Linked DNA regions of Homo sapiens: region 1 is linked to region 2. The links are chromatin contacts, found by Hi-C in ENCODE. All regions are on one chromosome and are shown on one strand. Each heading gives the region's core, a stretch centred on a gene start or an enhancer-like site at or near the end of the contact. The rest is flanking DNA. Distances are from core to core; before and after follow the strand shown. Region 1 has its middle 240 kb from the start of TANK-AS1. Region 2 overlaps LOC105373718 (a long non-coding RNA gene).

Region 1 (2,860 bases), core at 184-2,683, 340 kb before region 2:
AAGCAGCCCAGTGGTTATCCCACCTCTCTCCTTCCGGGGACAGTACTCACATTTTGCTTCCAGGCTCTTAACACACCCACCATTGACTCTCTCCAATAATCCCTGGCAAGACAATTAGCTTAACCCACTTTTAAAGACAAAGCAAGGAGTTCTTGGTAAAGAATTACAGAAATTAAGGTTTCTCTCCCTTGCCACAATGTTCTAACACAAAAATGCTTCCATCAAACTAGCTGCCACTCCCTTGATTAAAGAACAAAAGCAAAACAAAACTTTGAGCTCCTTGTGGTGTCCTGATTTTCCTATTGGGTTTTGGCTTCATTATGCAAGTGCTTTTTGTCCCACACAGATCAGTTCTATGTTCTTCCTAGACAGAAGAGGTGATCTGACTGCCATTCAGAAATTTACCCACTCCACCCATGTCCCTGGTCGTTCTTCTGCTCATAGACTTTTCAAATGACTCTATATTATTGCTTGTTAAGCCTTTTAAATCAATTCCAACAAGTTATAATAATACTACATTGTATGACGTCTTTACTTAGAAGACCTTCTAAAGGCCTTTTAAGAGGTATTAACAATTTCCTCCACACGCACACATACCACCCATCCTGCTGCCATCACCACTGCCCACACAAAAATGAAGAAATCAAGATAGCAATTTTTAAAGAGTCAACATATACTCTGCCTCTCATTGCCTCTCATAATACTCTATCTCTCATTGCCAATTTATCAGAACTGATTCTTTACTGAACAGAGCCTATATTATGGCTATCTATATTGTGTTTCTACAAACAGACATTAAAAAAAATCAGAAGATTACTTTTTTGTAAATGATGTTTGTCATAGAGTACCCATGTATTAATACAGAACCCAAACTGGGATATTTTAGAGTAAGGAAGCACTATTTACAATTATTCTGGGGCAGCAGTCATCAACTGGCACTGACTTTATTCTTAAGTGACTTGTCTGAGTTTATGGATCTATAATCAACAGGGATCTCTGGGTTGCAAAACTCCATTTTTGCACAGCCCTGCCTTCCTCCTCCATTCCCTGACAGGGGTTATCCAGTGCTGTTGCCCACACCTGCAAGATGCCCATGATGGGGAGGGGCCCTGAGGATGGAGCCTCTGTAATTATTTGGAATACTCTCATGTTTTCCATGTTTGTCTGAAGGAGGTGTCCTGGACAGTATGGAAAAACCATTGTGAGGGTACTGTTTGGGAGCCTTGCTATGTCAACACCACAAAAAAAACAAAAAGACATTTACAACCAGGTGGGCAGCAAAATCTCTTTGTAAGCCATCTTTGGCCCTTTCTGGAGCCTCTTCCAGAAGTCTACCTTGGATGGGATGCCTATGCTTAGATGTGGACTAATCCGGGCTGGCTGGCTTCCCAATTAGTTATGTGAGGTCCTTAATTTCTGATGAGCTACTCTTAGGAAGTCAGGCCTGCAGGGGGCACTGCCTGCTCTGCCGGCCAGCGGGCTCAGAGGCCCTGGCCCTGCTACTCCCTGGACAACTGGTTCCCATCCTCCTTTTTGTTTGACTTGTCAACACGAATCCTTTCCCTGTAGAGCAAAACATGATAATTTCTCTCTCAAAATGGTTTTTAAACATAATTTTCTTTGAGATTAGTTTCATTCTCATACAAATTCAGTATTCCATTAATGTTAATTTTGCAGAAATTCAGATTAAAATTTTTTTGGAAGTTATAATATAAATACTGCAGGGTTTAAAATTGGCTTCCCTGGACATAGGATCATTTGAGGTCAATCTTTTCTCCCTCCCTGGATCAAAAGTAACCTTTTATTTCAAGACCGTGTGCCCACCATTTAGTCCCATTTCATGTTTTCTCAAATGAAATGGTCTTCGAGACCTTATGTCTTGATTTTGATAGACACATTTTGCTGATAGAGTAAGAATTTTCAGTTGTCTAGCTGAGGGACAGGGGATTAGAGTGCCCCTCTATCTTTCTTCAGTACTATTACAGCAGTGCCAGTAATAAATGAAGAATGCTGCCTCTCTCTAACTGCCTCTTGCTGACAATTTTCAGGAACTGATTAAATATTTGCATGATGTGGCTATAGTCCTGAATAATGCCTGAGAGGTCAGTGAGGAGCAACCCTACCCTCTCCCTTTCTATCTATGGCTGCTGAAGAGACATTCAGCATTAAGCTCAGTAGCACTGTAATACAAAGATACAATATCTTTCCTCTAATGACTCATTACTATCTATTTTAAAATGTAAGTACATTTATATAAAATGATAATGTCATGGTGTATCTAAGCTTTTCACATTATTGCTTTCTTTTCTCTTGCCATGTAGCCATGCATTATTTCTAATGGAAATTCAAAAATCAAAATGTTATCAATTCAGTTGTCAGGGGAAGGTCCGGATATTTGATTCAGTTCTTGCAGCAGTGGTAAAGAAGGCAGAACAAGGAGGTCTTCTGGAATGCCAGAGAAAGTGTGATGAAATGTGGTGGGTCCAACTCTCTTTGATGTCATGCATCATTGCTTCTTATAGCGGCACATCATTTAGCTAACATTGCTGGGGAATGAGGTGTCCCACATAGACACGTTTTCCAGAGCTGACACTTTTTCATGCCAATACTTTTATATTTTAAGTGAAGTGTCTGGATTAAAATCTAAAATATACAACAGTTTTTTGCCTTCTTAAGCAGAGCAAAGAAAGTACAAGGAATATTTTCTATTTGATCCAGGGTTATCTAATAGTGCACCAATCCTAAAGCAGGAGGGAGGATCTGTGTTTTAAGTTTGTGTTATTTATGGTAATTTATATCCTACTTATTCCTGAAATTACCTTGAAATGAAATACAATAAAATTGTACACAGTGGGCCAGG
Region 2 (3,117 bases), core at 290-2,789:
CTTTTAGTGAAATGCTTTGTGCTTGAGCCCACTAGATTTGCAATCAATGATCTCTCACACACACAGGATATCAAAGCGTTCTGCTTACGGCTTGATACTTTCTAATACACTCCCTGAATGCTTGCTGATCACTTGGCCCCAGTTCACTCCTGCACAGACCCTGCAGTACCACATGTGCCCTGCTTGCCTGGCACCTCCAAATGGCTGCTGCTTGGGGCACACTGTAACCTGTGCTATTGCTCTTCCCTGTGAGGTTTGGGCTGAAATGAAAGCAAATATCCATTACAGTTGCCTTCTTAGCCCCCATCATGTCTTCCCCTTCAAAGTACACATTCCATTCCTCTAGGCCCATGTATCTCAGAGTCACGTGGGCGACATAATTAAATGCAGACTCACAGGCCCCAAGCCCAGGAATGCTGTTTCAGTAGGTCTGGTGTGGAGCCTAGGAATCTGCATCTCTACAAACACCCCAGGTGACCACACAGCCCATGGTCTGAGAAATGCTGCTGTGCAGTGAGTCCAGTCACGCCACACGCCTGTCAGCTGAGCTATTCACTGGGGCTGCCTGAGCTGTTGCCCTGACCGAACCCTTCTTTTGTGAGATCGCAAGGCTTTGGGTAAATATTCTTTTTACTTTCATGGGTAGTGACAGAGAGAGACACAAATAGAGAAATAGTAACAGGAACAACAGATAATAGTTCCAGCCCCAGGAATCAACTGGCAAATTTCAAAGTTAACAGTTTTTGCCAAGCTGATTACTGGTCAAATATTTTTTGACTGGCAAGGTGAGAGAAAATCTGCATATTGATAAAACTGTAGATATGTTGGTGGAAAGATATACACATTTACACCCATTCTCTTTATGTCATCATTTTACAGTACGAAGAATAAAAACGCATGTGCACAATGAGTTAGCCAACCTACCTGATCAAGGGGAAGCAGAAATAACTCAGAACCTCAGATCTGTAAACATCTAGTATATTAACACTGTCCCAGAAAAGGCTTTGTGTATCAGACTATGAGGAAGACCTGCATCAAAGGCAGGAGGAGGGGACGACTGCAGAGCACAAAAGGATTTTCAAGCCCTCATTTCTGTCCTGTGCAATGGAAAATAGCAGAAATGTTGGCAGCAAGACAAAACAAATGGTATTTCAGACTCTTGAAAAGTATTATATTACATGCAGTTCCTAATGATATCTAGTATTAATCTAAAACTAACACCCAAGGTCAACTCTACAGTATGTTTTATGATTACTAAATGATACAACATTCTGAATGTCTGGGAACAGACATTTTTGCATGGGAGATGGCCTAGAGAGCTAGTAAGAAGCTTGTTTTTCTTTGTTTCAACATTTTCCTCTCCAACTTCCTATCACTCCCTTCTTTAAAGAAGAAGAAGAAGGAGGAGGAAAAATAAAACTATTTGTAGTAACTGCTCTAGTTTCTGCCCTTAGAAATCTGCTCTATTTATTAACTACTCCTCCGGTGAAGAAATTCCACTGAAATTCCTTCAGGGCCTGGCTGCCTTTCAGCTTCTCTCTGCACATTCCTGCCTCTATGTATGTCACCATCTTAAATAGCTGAGCCTTCTGTGCTTTAATAAGGTCTCTCTATAATCCTTTTTTTTTTTAAGAACACAGACCTAGTTTTGCTAAATTTCTGAATACCTTGGATTATAAAGCCCCCATAATACTAATTAATTTCTGTTCTACCTTGTCTCTGTCCTCACTGGTCGGCTAATAACATAAGGACCAGAACTGACCTCATTATAATAACTTCTTACATTTCTTACAGCATAATGGAAATGATTCCTCCAGGCTGGTATTTGAATTACATCCCCCTCCCTCCTGCTACCCCCCCATCCCCAACCCCGAGGCACTATGTTAAAGATTTAGATGTGCATTCTTCACAGATTTCAATTTTCTGGGTCCCAAAATTTGGGTACTAAATTTTTTACAAGGCATATTCTTTTTCTTTGCAAAGTTCATGACATGTCCAAGCATTGCACTGTCTGCATAGAAAACTAAACATTGTTACGCATGGTTCTGAATTACCATCAGCCAGAATTTATCAAAAAAAAAAAGAAAGAAAGAAAACTGTAAACATCCTATTGTCTTTCTTATGACAGGGGCTTGCTTGAAAAGAAGCTTTCAGAAGCTCTTAGTAAGAGCATCTCACCCCTTAGGGTATAAGGAGTCAGCAAACATTTTATCTTGATTTTACCCAGATGGAGGCTTTTGAGTTCTGGTCCTATGAGAAAATCCCAGAACTCTCTCCACAAATTTAGATTAGTGACGTATTTCATAAATGCATCTTTTCCCTTCCCCTTCCCCACTCCACTCCCCTTCTTAAATTATCTCCAGACCCTTGTAGCACAAACTAGTCTTGGAGCTGGATGAGGAATAATTTCCAGTGTTCTATACCACTGTAGGATGACTGTAGTTAACATTAATATATTATATACTCTCAAATAGCTAGAAGCAGGATATTAGATGTTCCCAACACAAATAAATGGTAAACATTTGGGATGATGGATGTGGTAATTATTCTGATCTGATCACTATACATTCTGTGTGTTGAAACATCACTGTGTATCCCATGAATATCTCTAATTATTATTTTTCCATTTTTTAAACTTTTTTTAAAAAATCAGTATTGGAGCAAAGAATTGACTGGCTCTTTTTGCTGATTCCTCAGCAGGATGAAAAGTACCCCTGTCCACATATTGGGACCCCTTCGATTTTCTATTCAAGTGGCTTTCTGAGGTTTTCCGTTGAGCCCTGGTGCACACTCAAGGCAATCGTTCTCTATATGAGCTGTCTGTGTCATCCTGAATAGTAATCTTACTTGGGGCTCACCAGGGCCCTCCTCTGGCTCATTCTTGCCCTAGCTCCCGCTACCAGTGATTTTTAACTTGTTGGTTTACATGGTCATGATGTCCCACATGGCTTGGGCTATAATTTTCTTACTGACTTGTATTCCACAGCTCACATTCAACCTCAATGATACCCTTAAATCATATCACATAAACGGAAACTGAATAGTTGGAGGGAATTATTTAGACACTCCGTTGGAGGCTGTTATATTGGAGGATCTCCCTACTACATCAGGCTGTGG

Evidence for each region. A loop is a pair of places that touch in the nucleus more often than their neighbours do. Pooled maps may share reads with other maps.
Region 1: a loop to region 2 is called in a map of heart right ventricle, with 2.2 times the contacts of the local background. The contact joins two enhancer-like sites. A Hi-C loop is called at or near these places in 4 of 168 maps with a recorded cell type or tissue (CD8-positive, alpha-beta T cell, chondrocyte, endothelial cell of umbilical vein and 1 more) and 5 of 50 pooled maps.

Annotation. Positions count from the first base shown.
Region 1 is chr2:160,917,689-160,920,548 of GRCh38, reverse strand. No RefSeq gene overlaps it. Among named protein-coding and RNA genes, the nearest start is that of TANK-AS1, 240 kb to the left of the region's middle. Within about 2 kb of position 1,433, at least 9 of the 41 ENCODE cell types and tissues checked have a DNase peak (open chromatin) inside an H3K27ac peak, as active enhancers do; they include heart right ventricle, where a contact is called at or near this core.
Region 2 is chr2:160,581,398-160,584,514 of GRCh38, reverse strand. The region is part of intron 2 of LOC105373718 (a long non-coding RNA gene); the gene reads left to right. Among named protein-coding and RNA genes, the nearest start is that of RBMS1, 89 kb to the right of the region's middle. Within about 2 kb of position 1,539, at least 6 of the 41 ENCODE cell types and tissues checked have a DNase peak (open chromatin) inside an H3K27ac peak, as active enhancers do; they include heart right ventricle, where a contact is called at or near this core.